Linked DNA regions of Mus musculus: all the other regions are linked to region 1. The links are chromatin loops, found by intact Hi-C in ENCODE. Cell type or tissue: left cerebral cortex. All regions are shown on one strand. Region 1 holds the start of Nme6 (NME/NM23 nucleoside diphosphate kinase 6). Region 2 overlaps Ccdc51 (coiled-coil domain containing 51). Region 3 overlaps Pfkfb4 (6-phosphofructo-2-kinase/fructose-2,6-biphosphatase 4). Region 4 holds the start of Gm39423 (a long non-coding RNA gene).

The links. Hi-C counts contacts between places; a loop is a spot of excess contacts. Peaks named below come from ENCODE experiments on the same cell type or tissue, not always from the same donor. Only the 100,000 strongest peaks of a DNase experiment are listed, where the experiment ranks them.
Region 2: a loop joins it to region 1, with 2.9 times the contacts of the local background. A loop is called at or near these places in 6 of 42 quality-filtered maps.
Region 3: a loop joins it to region 1, with 4 times the contacts of the local background. A loop is called at or near these places in 6 of 42 quality-filtered maps.
Region 4: a loop joins it to region 1, with 2.3 times the contacts of the local background. A loop is called at or near these places in 3 of 42 quality-filtered maps.

What each region holds. Positions count from the first base shown.
Region 1 is chr9:109,829,734-109,834,733 of GRCm38, reverse strand. Nme6 (NME/NM23 nucleoside diphosphate kinase 6) reads right to left here and starts at 1,940. Exons shown (of 7, transcript NM_018757.1): 1 at 1,927-1,940; 2 at 1,439-1,538. It also overlaps the pseudogene 3000002C10Rik. In left cerebral cortex, a CTCF peak has its summit at 2,209 (motif pointing right); DNase peaks (open chromatin) are centred at 1,771, 2,017 and 2,192; H3K4me3 peaks cover 1,536 bases; H3K27ac peaks cover 1,310 bases.
Region 2 is chr9:109,087,695-109,092,694 of GRCm38, reverse strand. Ccdc51 (coiled-coil domain containing 51) reads right to left here. Exons shown (of 4, transcript NM_025689.4): 2 at 3,048-3,358; 3 at 1,690-1,854; 4 at 1-1,180. The coding sequence starts at 3,350. The coding sequence ends at 428. Among named protein-coding and RNA genes, the nearest start is that of Plxnb1, 5.2 kb to the left of the region's middle. In left cerebral cortex, a CTCF peak has its summit at 4,537 (motif pointing left); DNase peaks (open chromatin) are centred at 2,059 and 4,489; H3K27ac peaks cover 281 bases.
Region 3 is chr9:108,998,911-109,003,910 of GRCm38, reverse strand. It overlaps Pfkfb4 (6-phosphofructo-2-kinase/fructose-2,6-biphosphatase 4), which reads right to left. Exons shown (of 14, transcript NM_173019.5): 2 at 4,936-5,000; 3 at 4,702-4,798. Among named protein-coding and RNA genes, the nearest start is that of Pfkfb4, 9.5 kb to the right of the region's middle. In left cerebral cortex, CTCF peaks have their summits at 528 (motif pointing left) and 3,011 (motif pointing left); DNase peaks (open chromatin) are centred at 519 and 2,983; H3K27ac peaks cover 302 bases.
Region 4 is chr9:109,119,982-109,124,981 of GRCm38, reverse strand. It overlaps Gm39423 (a long non-coding RNA gene), which reads right to left and starts at 2,345. Exons shown (of 2, transcript XR_871266.1): 1 at 655-2,345; 2 at 1-385. In left cerebral cortex, a CTCF peak has its summit at 2,245 (motif pointing right); a DNase peak (open chromatin) is centred at 2,248.

The DNA of each region.
Region 1 (5,000 bases):
CTCTTATCCACTGAGCCATCTCACCAGCACCTCCCTTGGTTTTTCAAGAGAGGGTTTCTCTGTGTAGCCCTGGCTGCCCTGGGACTCACTCTGTAGACCAGGCTGGCCTCGAACTCAGAAATCTGCTTGCTTCTGTCTCCTTTGAGCACTAGGATTAAAGGCTGTGCCACCACCGGTGGACTTGACTGCCTCTACTTGTGAGGTCCTATTTTCTAGCCATCTTCTATCCACTGTAGAATTGGAAGGATAATAATAAAGCTTCATGGCCACACACCACTTCTTATCTACCATTATATGTCATGCATATGTATTTATCATTTCTATCTGTCTACAAATACAGAGAAGGTGTCCAGGGCCACACACTGGGCACAATCAGGTAACATTCTCATTATTTTTAGCCTGAATATAGCTTAGCAGCCATGGTAGTTGTACCAGGGTTAAGAGCAAAACAAAGAAACTATGCTAATGTTTCTTCTGCTCAAATCTTCTTTACAGCTTACACTGGATGTTCCATTTTAACTATGGAGCCAAGCCTCACCTAACCAGTACGGGAACAGCACACCCATTTAACCTAATAATATTCTAGATGGTCACATGGCACAGTGGCCATGGGGATGTCCTTGAGACTCCCAGTTCCTCACTCTCCACACTATTACCAAGTTCTGAGAATCTCACCTCTACAAATTTGTAAGGACAAAAACGTCCATACAAGTTGGGCAGTGGTGGAGCACGCCTTTAATCCCAGCACTTGGGAGGCAGAGGCAGGTGGACTTCTAAGTTCGAGGCCAGCCTGGTCTACAGAGTGAGTTCCAGGACAGCCAGGGCTACACAGAGAAACCCTGTCTCGAAAAACCAAAACCAGAAAAAAAAAGTCCATACAAATCTTTTCCTTATAATTACCATTACCCCTTTGTCTTGGACTTCTGTGACACCCTCTGTGATGGTGTCTAAACTTTACTCTCGCCACTCTGCAAATCTGTGCTAAAGAACATTACAGCTACTGGAATGAAAGCTAATCATATAGACTCCTCTTTAACCCTCCAAAGGATATTCTGATTTTTGAAGACAAAGGTCCTCACACAGACTCTGGGACGTTAACCTGCCCTTTTTGGCACTTCTGTCCCTGGGCACTCCTCTGGGTTCATGTGGTGCACCTTACTTCTTCTGCTCCAGTGTCATAGGTGTTTTCAGTCCCATGCCTTTCTGGCCTGACTATCTTCGTGTAAGGACGTGTTCCCATCCTCTCCCCCCAGCCCCCAAGTTCCACTCCCTGCTTATCTCCCACTTGCCCATTTGCACTCGGCTCACGTCTGCAGTCATACTTTCTCAATGCTTCCTTCGGTTACATAGTCCACATAAAGGACAGCTTCATGAAAGCACAAGTCCGCTTTGCTCACCATCTTCACCTCAGTCCCTCCGCAGGGTGCCTAGTACATACCTGGATTTCCACAGATCTTAGCTGGATGAATCAGTGCATGAACCTGATCTAGCCATTCCAAGGCCAGGCTGCTAAGGGGTCTCCTGGGAGGACCGGCGATCTGTAGAGAGGGTGTGGTTCCAGTTAGGTTAGGGCTGTCTTAGTTATTGGTTTACAAGAAAGTGCTGCCAAGCAAAGAAACTGGCTTGACTTTGTCAACCGATCAGACATTTACACGTTTTACAAGTTGCCTGGCCAACTGAGGAAGCCACTACTTTAGCGCCCACGCTAGTCACGTGGTCGCTGGCCCGTCAACTCCACTTCTGCAGCCACACCTCCTACTCGTCTCCCTCCCTCCCCAGCCGCCCCCTAAGTCTTGGCTCCCAACCCTCCTATTGCCCTCGTATTCTAGGACACAACCGAACAACCTGGGCTTCTCTACTACAGGCCGAAGCCCACACCAGACTCAGTTATTCGGTCTCCAAAGCGAGCCCGGGTTCTGGGTTCACCTGGTACTCCCGCCAATCCTCCTGGTCACCAGGCACTGAGCAAGATAGCCCACGGGTCCTTTGGGGTCCTTCAGGCACGCGGCAGGGCAGCCCTCCGGATCCTGCAGTCTGGCGCTGCACGCCTGGTGGGCTAGAGAGATCTGTTGCGGCGCCGGCAGCTTGTTTACACAGCGTATCTTCCTCAGGAAAGTCCATTTCTTTATTTTTTTTAAAGGCTTTAATTTAAAAATTTTTTACGTGTAAGCGTATTCTGCCTGCGCATGTATGTTTCACGTGCGTTCCTTGTGCCTATGAAACCAGGAGAGGGCGCTGGATCCTCTGGAACCTGATGGCTGTGAGCTTAGACCTGGGTATTGGGAATATAACCCAGGTTCCCATGAAGAGCAGTCTGTGCCGTACCCTTAACCACTGAGCTATCTCTCTAGTGTGAAAATCCATTTATTATGATGTTTTGCCTGTAGGTATGTCTGGGTACAGCACCAGGGTGACTGGTGCCAGTAGAGGCCAGAAAGGGCTGTCAGCTGGAACTGAAGTTACAGATGTTTTGAACCATTGTGTGGGTTCTGGTATCGAACCCACCTTCTCTGCAAGATCAGTGAGTGCTCTTAAACACTGAGCCATCTCTCCAGTCTGAAAGTTCATTTTTTGTCTGTCTGCCTGTCCTGCTGGTGAAGGCATGAGTTCATTTCTGCTTTCACGGGATGAGAATAACCTTACTATATACCTGCAGTCAGGCATCTTGTTTTAATTTTACTTCCCAGGCCGGCCATGCCCAAGTTTACTTACTTTCTTTTTTTTTTTTTTTTTAATAATATTATTATTTATTTTATGTATATGGGTGCACTGTAGCTGTACAGATGGTTGTGAGCCTTCATGTGGTTGTTGGGAACTGAATTTTTAGGACCTTTGCTCACTCTGATCAGCCCCACTTGCTCTGGTCCACTTCGCTCGCTCAGGTACACTGTAGCTGTCTTCAGACGTACCAGAAGAGGGTGTCAGATCTCATTACGGATGGTTGTGAGCCACCATGTGGTTGCTGGGATTTGAACTCAGGACCTTTGGAAGAGCAGTCAGTGCTCTTACCCACTGAGCCATCTCACCAGCCCCCCAAGTTTACTTTCTATAGTTCATCCTCATTAACATACCTCTGGAGTATAAGAGACCTCCCATGAGCTCAGTTTTCCTTCTGCCTATGTGGCTTCTGCATGCACATACAACACACACAGTGGAAGACTGGTTGCATAGTTTACATGTGTTTCAACCATTCTCAACAACAAGCCAGCATAATCAAAGGGCAGATGTAAAGGAGGATGTAGAGGTTTATTTGGAACTGTTGTTAAGAACTAACGAAGAGGCTCTCTGCTCCTCCCTGTTCCAGAGACAGCTGCATCTTCTTGGGCAGTGCCAGCCTCATCCGGTAGACAAAATGGTGAAGGTTTGTGTGAACGGATTTAGCTATATTGGGCGCCTGGTCACCACGGCTGCCTTCTGCTCTCCACATGGCAAAGTAGAGGTTGTTGCCATCAACAACCCCTTCATTGACCTCAACTACATGGTCTACATGTTCCAGCCTGACTCCACCCACGGCAAATTCAACGGCACAGTCAAGGCCGAGAATGGGAAGCTTGTCATCAACGGGGAAGCCCATCATCATCTTCTAGGAGTGAGACCCCGCTAACATCAAATGGGGTGAGGCCGGTGCTGAGTATGTAGTGGAGTCTACTGGTGTCTTCACCACCATGGAGAAGGCCGGGGCCCACTTGAAGGGTGGAGCCAAAAGGGTCATCATCTCCGCCCCTTCTGCCGATACCCCCATGTTTATGATGGGTGTGAACCACGAGAAATATGACAACTCACTCAAGATTGTCAGCAATGCATCCTGTACCACCAACTGCTTAGCCCCCCTGGCCAAAGTCATCCATGACAACTTTGGCATCGTGGAAGGACTCATGACCACGGTCTGTGCCATCACTGCCACTCAGAAGACCGTGGATGGCCCTTCTGGAAAGCTGTGGCATGATGGCCGTGGGGCTGCCCAGAACATCATTCCTGCATCCACTGGTGCTGCCAAAGCTGTGGGCAAGGTCATCCCAGAGCTGAACGGGAAGCTCACTGGCATGGCCTTCTGTGTTCCTACCCCCAGTGTGTCCGTTGTGGATATGATGTGCCACCTGGAGAAACCTGCCAAGTATGATGACATCAAGAAGGTGGTGAAGCAGACATCTGAGGGCCCACTGAAGGGCATCTTGGGCTACACTGAGGACCAGGTTGTCTCCTGCGACTTCAACAGCAACTCCCACTCTCCACCTTCGATGCCAGGGCTGGCATTGCTTTCAATGACAAATTTGTCAAGCTTATTTCCTGGTATGACAATGAATATGGCTACAGCAACAGGGTGGTGGACCTCATGGCCTACATGACCTCCAAGGAGTAAGAAACCCTGGACCACCCACCCCAGCAAGGACACTGAGAGCAAGAGAGAGGCCCTCGGTTGCTGAGGAGTCCCTATACCAACTCGGCCCCCAACACTGAGCATCTCCCTCATGATTTCCACCCCAGCCCCCCATAACAGGAGGGGCCTAGGGAGCCCTCCCTACTCTCTTGAATACCATCAATAAAGTTTGCTGCATCCACAAAAAACCAAAAACAAACAAACAAACAAACAAACAAAAAACTAACGAAGAACCAGGCACAATAGAGTCACTCACTGTTAATCCCAGGACTCCAGAGGCAGAGGCAGGTGGCTCTCTGTGAGTTTGAGGCCAGCTTGGTCTACAGTGTGAGTTCCAGGTCAGCCAGATCTACATAATAAGACCCTGTCAAAACAAACACCCTCACCCACCCCCAACAACAACAACAAAAAACAAAAAGGAGTGGCCAGTAGGTGGAGGTCAAATAGTTAGGTCTATCGATAATCTAAGGTGCTACTAGAAACTGTAGCTTAATGTGGTAACCAAATATACCTGCCTTCTAATTCTGTTACTTCAATACTGCATTAGTCAGGGTTCTCTAGAGTTACAGAACTTACGGATAGTCTCAGTATAGTAAAGGAATTTGTTATGGTGACTTACAGT
Region 2 (5,000 bases), 740 kb after region 1:
CACACAGGAAGGCCCAACAAGCAGAGGGCAACAGTGTCAGGACATTCTAAGTGAGAATCCAGGGCTAACTTCATCCAACATAGTCCTGAGCTAGGACCACTAGGAGATGAGAAAGGAACTAAAGGGGGTGAGCCCCCACTCCAGGCTAAACTTCAAGTCCCAGACTTCTGAAATCAATGATAAAACTGAGTCTGATATAACTACCTTTTAAATAATACAAATTCTTAGATATTTTAATTGGACATTTGCACAAAACTTCGATAATTAATGTAAATAGGTACTACCTACAAAATAAAATATATCTCAGATGGTGAGCCCCTCAGATGGCATTCAGAGTCAGGCTGAGGTTGTGTGTACCTCAAGATTCATTATATCACCAACAAAAGCGACAGTCACCCTTCGGTCCCTTTGAAGAAGGTCCCCAGGGTTAACTGGTCTTGAACAGCATGTAGAGCAGAGGCAATGTGGCCAGGAAGGTCACACAGGTGACCAGTGTGCTAGAGACAGTGTTCCTGTTAGCCTGGGCTTCTAGCCTCTGCTCCATCTCTGACAGGGCCAAGATCACACTCCCGTGTTCCAGCAAGGAGCTGGGCAGGGCCCCATCCACCGGCCCCACCGTGCCTGGATGTGCTGGAGCCTGTGCCAGCTGAAGCACCCCAGCCATTTGACTGCAAGTCTTTTCCAGGCCATCAAGCTGCTCTCGTAAACCCTCTAGGCAGGAATAGACCTGCCTGGAATGACGGAGCTGCTCTTTCATGGTGGCTGAAAGGCCATCTATGTCTTTTCCTCTGGTAGAAGAACCTGTTGGTGACCCGGAGCCCTGGCCCTGCTCGGCGTGCACCAGGCCCCTCAGATCCATCATAAGGTCCTGGAGGTCTTTCTGTTGGAGGGAATAGCTAGAAGCCTGTTCACGGATGGCCTCCTGGAGACTCGCAGGACCTTTCTGTGCTTCCAGGAGTAAGGCCTTCAGCTCCTGTAGCCGGACGCGGTTAACATAGGTGGAACCGGCCACACCTATCAGAGCTCCTAGAACTGACCCAATAAGGGACCAGTTCTTGGTCCTCTCAGCCCTTGTACGCTCTTTCTCATGACTCTCCCGCACAGCTGCAGAGAAGAGAGAGAACTTCTCTCGCTCTGAGTCTTCTGCACGCAGGTATGCTATTCGGAGCCTCTTCTCTTCCTGTGGGAACAAAGTGGTATCAGACCATCATCGGCAAGGAGCCTTGTGACTACAGCCACGGGGGCAGAGGACACTCCCCTGCCACAGGCTCTACAAACACCTGCTGCATGAAGACAGAATATACCTGTTGGTGTGGGAGCAGAGCGGTGTGTGTGTGTGTGTGTGTGTGTGTGTGTGTGTGTGTGTGTGTGGTAGCCATGTGCTCTTTCCCCCGGGCAGTCATGCAGAGCACGTCTATAGGAAAATAAGCAGCTGGTATTCCCTGAGCCAATACCCCCATCCTCTCTTCAATGGGGTGGGTGTCAGATAGTACTTTGCTGCACTGTTCAGCCTAGTACTAGGGAAAGGGCAAACAAACAGGCTCTGGAAGCCTGGGCCTAAGACCACCATAAAATTTTCGGATTTACCTCCTCCAAGACCTCTGACCAACAGTCAGGGTTACCCGCTCCGTACCCTGCCATACAAGGGGCTTGTGCAGGTCAGTGAGGGCTGCTTCCTGGGGGACCCACCTGTAGCATCCTGTGCTCCAAAGTGGCCAGCTCCAGGTACTGGTTGTCCTCCCTGGAGACTCGGTCCAAGCGGTCCCTCACCTCCTTCAGCTTAGTCTGCTGAGCTTCCAAACCCTCCCGAGCTTCTCGAACAAGCCCACGAGCCACCATGAACACTTTCTCCGCCTGCAGAGAGGACGTCAGAGGGATCAGCCTTCTCTGTCCAACCCCACTCTGTTGGGCTCAGTTCCACGGGCTAACGAGGCAACAGTTGAGCAGGGGGTCACTGGGGTGTCACTGTGAGAGGCAGAAACTCAAACGCTAATCCCAGCTCACTCTGGCATGTTCGACATGTGGCCACACCCACGTGAAGCACTGGATTTATTCATTCAAGCAGAAATAACACGCTCCTGAGAAACTTGCAAAGCAAACAGTGACACAATCTTTGTCCGCTAGATCCAGCCCCCTCCTGTCTGACGGGAACCACCACGAGGAACCCGGTGTATGACTGGGGCCTCCAATGCCACCATCGAGTCACTACTACCGCCTCTAGCTTACGGCCCTGGGAATTTCAACTCAGCCAAGCCCCCCCGGGTACGAATCTTCTCCGAGGAGAAGAGACAACCATGTACCTCGGATCCCCAGCCAAACCCCTGCTCTTTTCCAACCTTGCCACACTGTTCTGTAACCGAATGCAGACCGGTGACAAAGTGCATTTCTGCCGCCACCAAAGGCTTGAAGACCACAGGCAGCTCGGTCCACCTCTCAAGATGATGTTTCCCAGTGCCCTTTGCCTTAGCACCTTAAGGCAAAACCGTCCACAGAAGGCAATTTTGCTGGCCTAATACACAGGGCAGTCATTAGCCAGGGACTTTTCAGTACTTGAGTATTTTCGCAGAGAGCAGAGGGTATAATTACAGAGACCTTCACTCCAGTACAGCTCCAGATCTCCACAGGAGATAGAAGGAGATATTCCTACCAAGGATGTTTGTTTAAGAAAAGGCAAGTCTGGGCCAGGTGTGGTGACCCATGCCTATAATCTCAGCACTGAGGGGGAGAAGATCACGAGCTAAGAGCCAGGCTAGAAGATATTCTGAATTTCAGGCACGTCTGGACTTCAGGACAAAACTGTCTAAGGAGAAAAAAAAGACTAGTTATGGTAACCCACACCTATAATCCCAACACTCAGGAGGTGGACACAGGAAGATCAGCCTGGAATACAAAAGACCCTGTCTCAAACAAACAAACAAACAAACACAAACGTGTCCACAGTTTCCCAGCTGCCTTCACACATGTAGCTGGGAATGTTTTTTGTTAGGAGTCCAAGCCATATTTCCCAAATCAGAAGGCAAAGCCAGCCACCCTGGCTCCCTCCTCACCTCTGTCACGTTTCCCTGGGCCTCCCGAACTTCATTGAGTCCCACAAACTCTTCATATCTGTCCCACCAAGCCTTGGCAGTAGAGGCTGCTTGATGGCGAACGGTGTGGCTCAGTGTTCTTCCCAATTCCGGGAGGCGGTGAAAGAGCCCTAAGGCTGCGGCTTCCGGTCGCTTCTCTCTGGGACCTGGACTGCACAGAGTCCTTGTCATGGTGACGTCCGTCCCAAGGAAGGTTCTCCGTACCAGTATACGGGGTACACCCACCACGTGCTGCATTGCGAACACGGGGCTGCACCCTGTCATGGCAAGAACTGTGAGGAGGACACCAGACAGATTAGCTCCTGAGAAAGGCTAGACACAAGTCAGGTCTCAAAGCCCAAGCTAAACAGACGGATTTCTGCCCCTGTAGCAAGAGGAAGGCCAGGCTTTCCCATGGGTTTGGGGGACAGGGGAACAGTCGTGGCAAAGCTCATCTGGGTGTCATGTCTTCCCTTTCCTCCTACGATGCCATACAGATCAGCTGCCCTGACTGCACCCCACAATCTCCTAGGCCTCTCCGACGGGACCTAGAGGAGAAACTTGGTGCTTGCTTTTTCTGCAAATGCCAGAGAGAAATCCTCAAACCTGAGTTGCCCACGAAGACCAAAAAAATTCACAGAGGCTCCGTGAGCTGGTGGTACAGGTTTGTAACTCCAGCCACTTGGAAGGTTGGTGCAGGAGGACTGATCAGAACAGCAGAACCTATACAGCAAGCTGCAGGCCAGTCAGGGCTAGGGAGTGAAACCTTGTCTTAAACAACAACAACAAAGTAACTATGACAACGGCAAGAAGTAAAAACCTTTTTAAGGGCCAGGGAGCATAGCTCAGTGTCAGAGCACTTGCCCGGCATGCTTATGCTCATAGGTTCAATCCCCATTACTGCAAACACACACAGAAGGCACACACACACACACACACACACACACACAGAGACAGAGAGACACACACACAGACACACACAACTCCTCGGAAATGAGGGAATTAAGGATGAGTGAGGGAAAGCTAACTTCCAGAGTCATTCCTATAAAAGATCCTCACACCTAACTCCCAGGCTCCCTGAGGCTGCCACTAGCTCTCCTCTGAAAGAACGAATCCAGGGGAGGGAGGAAGAAACCTGTCTTCCACGCTGTAGAGTGCTTTTCTTAGGTTCACATCACACCATCCCTCTGTTCTCCACCTGACATTTCAGGCTCCCAAGTCCCTGTCTCACATTTCCCACCTCGGCCCCAGCCACTCAGCAGGTCAGGCTCCTCTGCTCCCTTTCAGCCCTGCTTAACAATGCCTACTTCCTCTGACCTGCACAGGACAAGGAGTACCCAGAGTCGGGCACTGCCTGGCCCAAGAACAGAAGGGGCTCAGAATCCTGAGGGAAGGGCCAAGTTACCCAGAATCCCAGAAAAATCTGGCAACTTTCTCTGGTCAAAAGGCATTAAGCCTGAAGGAACTGATCAGAGAGACACCTGGTGGACAACAAGCGAAAGCAACGGGAGCTGGGATAGAAAGAGGAAGGGCCGGGAGAACACAAAAGGGCTTCCTCAAACTATTGTTGGAATTTCTTTTCTTAGTTTCAAGTCATGAAACTTCTCACAGGTGGTAACCAGGATGGCGGGATAATTTTGAGAGTTTCTTTATACACAGATTAACGGGATCATATGAGATGGATACGGTGTAAACAGACACAGGTGTGAGGGGGCTTCCTCATGCACAGATTTACCCCAAGCATCCCAGGCTTCTCCTCCACAGTGGAACTCTCTCGATCTTTTGGAAAACAAAGCTGGATGGACAAGCACACACCTTCAGGTCAAAGTGGGCTCAAGCTGAGAGCTGTAGCAGAGGGAATCTTGGCAATACTGGTTCTAAACTGCCGCTCCACCTGAACTCAAGTCCCATTCACAAAGCTTAGGACCATATACA
Region 3 (5,000 bases), 830 kb after region 1:
CTTTCCTCTGGGAGTTGTAGAGAGACAGCTCAGTGGTTCATGGCAACTGTGGAGCTTTTAGAGGACATGAGTTCAGTCCCCAGCACCCATCAGACAGTGCAAAACTAAGCAACTCTAATGCCAGAGATCTCTGTAGTACTTGTATGTATACGGCGCGCGCGCGCGCGCACACACACACACACACACACACACACACACAAAGATATTTAAAAGTTAAAAGAAAGCCAGGGAGTGATGGCAGCACACGCCTTAAATCCCTGCACTTGGGAAGAGGAGGAAGGTGGATCTTTGTGAATTGGTCTACAAAGTACAGCCATGGCTGTTACACAGAGAAATCCTATCTTGAAAAACAAAAATAGACAGACAGAAGGACAGACAGATGGACAGATGGACGGACATTAAAGCAAATCTTAAGGGGATAGAGAAATGGCTCAATGGTTCAGAATGGTTCTGGCTAATGTTCCAGAGAACCAGGTTCAAAACCCAGCACCCACATCCAATTCTGTGGACTCTGGCTCCCTCTTCTGGTTTTTGAGGGCATGGCAGGCAGATACACACATGCAGAAGAAACACACAAAAATAATAAAATGAAAGAAAAATTTAATCTTTAAAAAAATGTTTTTAAGGGGCTAGAGTGATGGCTTAGTGGTTAAGAGCACTGGATGCTCTTTCAGAGGACCCAGGTTCAATTCCAGCACCCACATGGCCGCTCACAAGCACCATAACTCCAGTTGAGGGAATCCAGCACTCTCTTCTGACCTCAGAGGACACCAGGCATGTATGTAGAGCACATGAAGTCACAACACTCACACATATAAAATAAAGGATAAAAAACATTTTTTAAAAAAGTGTTTTGCCAAAATGTCTGAATTCTGCGTCTAGAAAACGAGCACTGCTGGCCCATTTTCCGACCAGCCTGCAGGTCAGTATGTTCTGGGCTAAGCTTGGCAGCTGTTCTGACTGTGGATCTACTGTGGAGGAGGAATCCCAGGGCCTCAAAGAAAATGCCAGGAGAACATCTTAGGGGCCTGCGTGCACACTCATGTATGAGTGTACACATACACTTGTGCTTGCATGTCTCTGTGTGGGCATGAATGTACTGTACCCATGTATGGGTTTGCAAGTGTGCCGGCGTGTGTGAGAGCCCCCTGGACTCTTGCTGGATGAACTGAGAGATCCTGTGGGACTCCAAGGAGACAGCTTCCATGCTGGTTCCTGTGGACTTCACGCCATGAGCCTTCCCTTTCTGTCAGTTTGCTGTAGTGGACCTTAGCCGTGAGTCCTGGGAAGTCGGCAAACCTGAAGGGAGTCTTAGGGTCCAAGTGTGCTTGGTGTGCAGATGTAAACAAAGGCTGAGCACGTGTGTACGACTCAGTATCACACCCTCAAAAATGAGCCCAAGTGAAGATTCCCACGTGTGCGTACACACTCTCACAGACAGTGTGGCCATATGTGCTCAGGGGTTGTGCATGTATGTGAACATGCCCATGTGCGCATATGGTATATAGTCTCATGTGTATGTAGATATGTGCATATAAAGTATACGCATGAGGTTATATGTCCATGGTATACACAGGGAGCTCATGTACGGTAAGAAAACAGGATAGGAATGTGCCTGGTGGGGTGTGTGTACATACATGTGCCTGTATAGATGCATATATGAGCCAGCACAAACTTGTTTACACCTTTGTCTTACGTGATTTTGTATATTTGAATGTTATGTAGCTTTTGAGACCTCGACAGTGGGTGTGCGGATAGAAAATCGCCCCTTTCTTCTCCTTCTCAGACTTCCCATTTTTAAGACTTCTGGTGTGCTCCCCGCCCCCACCCCCGTGGCAAATGCCTGTAATCCCAGCGCTTGGAAGGTGGAGACAAGAGAGTCGGAAGTTCAAAGTCATTCGTGGCTATGTAGTAGGTTCAAGGCCAGCCTGAGCTCCTGTGTGGCATCGATCTCAAAACAAAACAGAACAAAAATTCCTTCTGCCTGGCCTGAAGGTGAAGCCAATCTATCAAAAAGGCCCTGGTTCAATCCCTGGTACTGCAAACAACAACAAAGGAAAAGCCAGAGCAAAATAAAAACTACTTCTGGTCCTTTTTTTTTTTCCAACTCCTTAGAAGAAAAACTGGGATGGTCCGTGGAAATTGGCCCTGTGGCCCAGTGGCTAGATTCAGGCTTTAGGTGTAGAACAAAAACAACAGGACTGTCTGTCCCATCCTCTGCCAGAGGCTCCTGTGTCCCTGCAGGTGACCTCGGGTTAGTTCCTCCCACCTCTCTGTCTGGGTTTCTCATCTGAATTACTCCCCACATGCTGGCCTCTCAGGAGCCCCAGGGAAACCGCTGGCAGCTGGGGATACCGACACCACAAACACTACATCCCCACACGCTACTCCTCTAATTCAGACTGAATGGCCCCAAACAGTGTTAACCCATCCTAAGCTCAGATGCACACCTGGGAAGGCACCACCACTGAGCAAACGGGGCCTACGCCTTGGCAATGCTTTAGATTTTGCACCTGAGATGTTGACCTATTAGCCATGAGATATTTAGGTGAGTGGATGATGGGAAGTTGTTGTTGTTGTTGTTTTGTTTAATTGATTGGTTTTGGGTCTTTTCAGACATGGCCTCATGCTGCCCAAGCTGGCCTTGAAGTATGTAATGGATTGCTAACCTTAAACCTGACCCTCCTGCCTTCACCCCCTAACTGCTGGCACTGTAGGCACGGACCTCCAAACTCAACAGTTACTTCAAATGTGAAGAAACCTGTACAGAGTATATGAGACTCTTGGACTTTGTGAGCCTCAGTTTCCTTGCCTATAAAATGGGGACAACGGATATCAGCCACCAAGCATGCAGTAGATCCAAACATCAATACATCTCCTAGCCTCCAGTCTTACCTAAATGTCAGACCCCTTCTGGGTGATTTCCCTGTCTCACCCCTATGACTCAAGAGCAGAGGAAGCAGATTTAAGTACACAGTGGGGTGCGCCTGCCCCCTGGTGGCCATAGGGAGAATAGGTAGTAGCCTAGTGCACAGCTCCAGGTCAGAACTGCGAGGCTGGACTTGATTTGAGAAAGTCACTACTACTGTCCTACCAAGATGCAGAGGCAAGTCTGCCACCACAGCTGACAAGGGGCTTGTGGTGGTAAGTGACTGTCAAGCTGACACAGCCTTAGAGTCACCTGGAAAAACTCTCCATGACAAACTGTCCGCATCAGGTGGGCCTGTGGGCATGTCTATGAGGGATTTTAAAAAAATATTTATTTTTATGTGCACTAGTGTTTTGTTTGTATTTTAAGTCTGTGTGAGGGTTTCAGGTCCCCTAGAACTGGACTTACAGACAGTTATGAGCTGCTGTGTGGGTGCTGGGAATTGAACCTAGGTCCTGTGGTAGAGCAGTGTTCTTATCCACTGAGCCATCTCTCCAACCTTTGATTTCTTTTTTCTTCTTCTTTTTTTTTTATTAGGTTAACTGAAGTGGGAAAACCTGCCTTGACCATGTGGGTGACACCCTATGGTGACCTGGTCCCTGAACCGTATTTAAGAGTGAAGAGCAAGCTGGGCAGGCAGGCAGGCACACACTTATCACCTCTCTGTTTTGAGCTGCGGGTGTGACCAGCTGCTTCTGAGTCCCGCCTTGACCTCTCTCGGTGGACTGCAGTCTGAACCAGTAAACCAAACCCACCTTTCTCCCCTATGCTCTCTCTTATGCTTTTGTCTAGTGTCTTACCACAGCAGCAGACATGAAGATAGAACAAGGCTTATTTCTGTTGTTATTTAGAGACGGGTCTCACTATGTAGCCCTGGCTATCTGGAACTCACTATACAGACCAGGCTGTCCCTGAACTCAGAGAGATCTGTCTGCATCTGTCTCCCAAGTGATAGGATGAAAAGTATGCACAGTCATGCCCAGCAGGACACAACTCTACGAGCATCCCACCAGCCCTTCCAATAAGGACATTTCATCACTCTTCAAAACATTACGCCTTAATTGGGAGGGGGACAGAGATCGTGAGTGTCAACTACTCATTCCACAGCATCCAAGCCATGTTAGACTAAACCCAAGGCCTGGCTGGCACATGCCAAGAACATGCCAAGCACATGCCAAGAACATGCCAAGCATAGGACAAACATACTCCAGTACTGGTGAGAGTGCCCATCTTGGGACAGAAAAGAAATAATAATATGCATCTTCTAGGGTAGCCTGGAGTAGACAAACAGGACCTCCATGTCATGCGATGGTCCCAGACACGTCCTGGGTAAGCCTCGCCTTTCCCTGAAGCCCCTTCCTTCCCATAGAATGTCCTTACCAAAGGTCCTTAACACTGGGGCAGGGAAGGGACAGCCATCAGGAGGCTACACACAATTTCTCCCTAAACCCATTATATGCCAAACTCTCTACAACCTGAGAGGTTAAGAAGCCAGACCTACAGCTGGGCATGGTGGCACACACTTTAATCCTAGCATTCCAGAGATGGCAGCAGGACTCGGCTCTGAGGTTCCAGGCCCTGTCACACAGCATCGAGCCAGCCCCGGCACCGAGCCAGCCCCAGCAGGCAGTCACTGCACTGAGTAACTGCAGCTCAGGAGCATTCAGAGTTTGAGAGAGGAGGAACTTCTTAGCAAATGGGTTGTAACTTAACCAAGCCTTCTCTAGGGCAATGCCCCACCCTCACTCCTCCCCCACCCTCACCACACTTACTTCCTGATTTTCAGGCCTTCTTCATTGTCTGGGAGGAAAAACTCAAAAGATTTGTACGTCTTGACTATGTCCCGGCGATACTGACCAACGTTGAATTCTGGGGGGGAGGAGAGACAGGTCAGGAACCCTACCAATCCCTGCCCAGGACTCTTCCCTGGGTCCTGACCACCACCCAGGCTGGCTTCTCTCTTTCCCTGCCTCCACAGTCCTCCCATGATCCCCTTGGAGCCTCACCCCGAGTAGGCACGCCAATCCAGTTGAGGTACCGCGTCAGCTTCTTAGAAATGTAGGTCTTGCCC
Region 4 (5,000 bases), 710 kb after region 1:
AGAGGGAGAGGGAAAGACAGAGACAGAGAGAGGAGGCAGAGAAGAGAGAGACTGGATTTTAATGTTCTGTTTTGGTTTTAAAATAAGCTTACGATATAGAGGCCTAATGGCAGAAGAGCTCCATATGTAGTTTGTTATAGGGACACTGAGTTTCACCAAGGACCCAGGTCCTATGGCTCCCAGTTTCTGCCCTTCCATCACCACCTTCCACCTTAGGAGGGGCCAGTGTGGAACTTACAGCTTCTGCTCTCTTCCCTTTGCCTTCTCCTCATCTTCCAAGAACCCTGTGTGGAGTGGATCACCCAGCAGGCCTGGCCTCTGGGCATGGAGAGCCAGCAGGTCAGCAGGGCCCCGCTCATCCAACAGCTTTCCTAAGGTGACTTCTCTGGTGAGTAGTTAGGAAATGACTTATATGAGAGGAAGCAGACAGTGAGAAGTCTGTTCTCTCAGTGTGGCCACTGCAGAGTGAAAGCCCACTTTTTATGCTCTTAGTCGATGGTGCTTTCGACCAGGGCACCCTTCCTCCATGGGCAGAGTTTCTGTGTGACCCAAGCCTGCATGCCCACATCACACATACATGTGCCATTACATTTGAACACAAAGAGGAACTTGGGCTGGACTGGGAGGAAGTGTCACTCTGCATGGGACATGTACCTCCATGGGTGTGAGGCATGCAGGTATGCTGGCTTTTGCATCTCTGGAGAGTCTATGCCATGTTCTGACTGAATTCTTTGGCCCTGATATGAAGCTATAGACGGAGAACTTGTCTTCCACAGCCTGAAGCTTGGTGTTGCACTTGGATCCCAACCTGGAGAGATGGCATTGAGTCACTACTAGCCTGAAAGCTGAAATGTCCCCGGTTCTCCTGGTACAATGCGTGGCTCCTCCCAAGAGCCAGGGATGAGGGGAAGGGAGGGACCTGGAAGCCAGGATGCTTGGAGCCAATTCTTGCTATGGCTGGAACCATGGCCTTGCATAGAAATCCTGCTAGACACTTATGGGTGGGTGTGAGAGGGAGCATAGTAGGTGCTCAGGTTGTTGCACCATTTGCTTTCCACCCTCCTTGGTATTGTAGAGCTGACCTTGATGACAGGAAGACTTTCCAACACTGGCGCTTACAGGAAATATTGAAAGAGAAAAACTGAAAGTCTGGCCAGTGGGAAGAGCAGCCTGGGTCGTTATTTCCCAGCATCCCCTTCTCTTAGCCACCTCCCTCCTAAGGTGCAGTGCCTAGGTGCCATCCCTCCTTCAGTGGCAGTCTTCCAGCATCCCAGCTGCCTGCCCTTGTCCCATCAAGCTCAAGGCTGGTGGAGCAGCTCCATCTCTGAAACGTTGAGATCTGGAGTGATGACAGCTCTAATTCATATCCCACCCACTGGCTTCCCTAATGCCCGTCATCTGTTAAGTAGGGCTCTGGACAACCTCCTCGTTCCTGGTATACGGCATCAGAGCCCTGCCTGGACCTGGGCCAACCCAGTACTTCCTGTTTTCCCATTATATCTTTCCAGATGCCAGCTTAAGATGTAACAGCCAACAAGAATGGCCCCTGCTGTGTGCCAGAATGATGTCTGTCTTCCCTGAAGACACCCAGCCACTCAGGGGAGTGGAATTGGAATCCAGGTCTCCTACCATTGCAGGGCTCTGGTCACTCTGCGATCCAGGGCTTGGGCCTTGTGTCTAGGGAGTCGGCTGTCAAGCCTGGGGTGAATAAGGCTCCATAAGAGAGGTCTCAATCCTCCTGGTGCAAATGCTCACTGTGGCAGCAAGGTCACCTGGCACCACTGATCTACCAAATCACAAGCCTGAGCTGAGGGCAGGGTGTCAGCTTCCCTGACCCCTACAGCCATAGTAAGTACTGCCGGCTCTACGAACTGTGGCCTGTCTTGCAGGCAACTGGCCTCTGGAAAACTCCCACCCTTACAACACTTTGCAATTACCAGCACTGTTGGGAACACCTACAATGGTTTTCCTACTAGTCACTCACTGTTACACTATCATTTTCTGTCTTTAAATGTAGCTCACGCTCAACCCAGATTTGAGAGCTAAGCTTCAGCACTACAGTCCATTATATTTTTCAATTATGCATAGATGTGTCTGCATCAGGTGCTCACAGAGGCCAGAGGCCTCACATCTCCAGAAGCTGGAGTTAGATAGTTGTAGTCCTAATATGGGTGAGGGGGACTCAAAATATGTCGGGAGATAGGTAAATCCTTTTGATTTCAGGAGCATTAGTTCCACACTGTGGCCAGAAGATGGCAGTAAGAAGCCAGGCACCAAGATATAAGATACAATTTGCTAAACACATGAAACTCAAGAATGAAGACCAAAGTGTGGACACTTTGCCCCTTCTTAGAATTGGGAACAAAACACCCATGGAAGGAGTTACAGAGACAAAGTTTGGAGCTGAGACAAAAGGATGGACCATCTAGAGACTGCCATATCCAGGGATCCATCCCATAATCAGCTTCCAAACGCTGACACCATTGCATACACTAGCAAGATTTTGCTGAAAGGACCTAGATATAGCTGTCTCTTGTGAAAATGCCGGGGCCTAGCAAACACAGAAGTGGATGCTCACAGTCAGCTATTGGATGGACCACAGGGCCCCCAATGGAGGAGCTAGAGAAAGTAACCAAGGAGCTAAAGGGATCTGCAACCCTATAGGTGGAACAACAATATGAACTAACCAGTACCCCCCGCCACCCCCCAACCCCTCGCCCCCCGGAGCTCGTGTCTCTAGCTGCATATGTATCAGAAAATAGCCTAGTCAGCCATCAGTGGAAAAAGAGGCCCATTGGTCATGCAAACTTTATATACCTCAGTATAGGGGAACGCCAGGGCCAAGAAGTGGGAGTGGGTGGGTGGGTGGGGGAGTGGGTAGGGGAGCGTGTGAGGGACTTTTGGGATAACATTGGAAATGTAAATGAAATAAATACCTAATTAAAAAAAAAAAAAAAAAAAGAAGCAGCCAGGCACCAGCAGGAGGACAGTGCATCCCTGTACTGGCAGATTCTCTGGAATACATAGTCACAGGAACAGGTCAGCTGGATAATCCTTGCACTTGCAGCCAAGACATTTCCTTTCAAACATCACACTGATACCCTTCATAATCTATCATCCTTAAGATTTTGTTGAGAAATTCTCTCTCTTTACCCTTGGGGGCCTGGAATTCACTGTGTAGACCAAGCTGGCCTTGAACTTCCAGTGATCCTCCCACCCTGGCCTCCCAGGTACTCAGATTACAGGTGGGCACCACCGTGCCTAGCAAGGACAGAAAACTTTTTACAAGTTAATGAGCTGAGCAGTGCTTGTGCCTTTGATCTCAGCACTGAGGAGGCAGAGGCAGGTAGATATGTGAGTTTGAGGCCAGGCTGGTTTATGTGGCAAGTTCCAGGACAGCCAGGGCTACACAGAGAAACCCTGTCTCAAAAAACAGAAACAAACAAAAATTAATGTTTTGCCTTCATGTGTGTGCATCATGTATGTGCCACAGAGGCCCAAAGAGCATATTGGATCTCCTGGGCTTGGAGTGGTACATAGTTGTGAACTATCACATAGTAGAACTATCACACGTAGATGTGTATCATATGTGTGATGGGAATAAAACATGGATCCTTTGTAAGAATATCCAGTGCTCTTAACTGCTGAGCAGGAAACAGATCCAGCTAGGCCTGGTGGCATGGAGCTGTAATCTCAGCATTTGAGAGGCTGAAGCAGGAAGATTACTGTAAAAGCCAGCAGAGACCCTTTCTTGAAAAGTCTACATATAGATTTAAGAATTTGTATAGACTTGTAATCACGTACATTCGTAGCACGGGAGAGTAGGTATACAGGAGTCAAGTGCCCACAGAGGCCAGAAGGCATCACATGCCCCAGAAATGGAATTACAGTTGTGAGCCACTAGATGCGGGTGCCTGAGAACTGAACTCAGGTCCCATGGAGGAGCAAATGCTTTCTAGCCACTGAGCTGTCTTTCCGGCCCTGTATGTTTGAGACAGGGTCTCTGAAAAGGGATGAAGCCGTGGACCCGTGCTTTAGGTGGCCGAGGTGGTTTGTTTGCATGTGTGCTTTTTACCGTGTTATCCTACAGGAGCCTGGCAATGCAGATACTGTAGGCCTTACTGCCAACAGAAGACAAGACAGACCTCTGCCGTGCTGTGCCCCAGGGTAGCCCAGTCCCTCTGAGCCTCAGTCAGCAGGCCCCTAGGGTGTTGTTGCCCATTGCCAGGGTTCCAAGTGTCTTCCAAAGCGATCGCAGAGCTAATCAGCATAGCACAGCTGTAACAGCCACAGACACCCTTCTTCCATTTAAAACAACAATGAGGGCTGGAGAGTCAGCTCAGCGGTTCCGAGCACTGGCTGCTCTTCCAGAGGTCCTGAGTTCAATTCCCAGCAACCACATGGTGGCTCACAACCATCTGTAATGGGATCCAACCTTCTTTGGGTGTGTCTGAAGACACTGTACTCACATAAAATAAACAAACCTTAATATATATTTCCTTCCTTTAAAAAAAAAAAAAAACACTATACAGTGTGCTGGGTGTGGTGACGCACACCTTTAGTTCCAAAGCTCAGGAGACAGAGCGCTGTGAGTTCAGTGTCAGGCTGGTCTACACAGCAAGCTTCAGGCCAGCCAGGGAGAAATAGAATCCCTGTCTCATAAAGAATTTTTTTTGTTTTGTTTTTTTGTTTTTTCTCTGTGTAGCCCCAGCTGTCCTGGAACTCACTCTGTAGACCAGGCTGGCCTCAAACTCAGAAATCCGCCTGCCTCTGCCTCTGCCTCCCGAGCGCTGGGATTCATACGTATCTAATCATCTGGACAGTCACCCAGCGTTTAAAGTGGCGGGGGGATGAGAAACGTGGGACCTTAGCACACTATCACACTTTGTGGGAAACAATGAGGGCATACCTTTGCAAAGTGAGAGTGAAAAGGGGGAGAGACTGAGCAAACTGTATTACAAACAGTCTATATTGAAACTGGCCGGGCCCCAGGTGAGCCA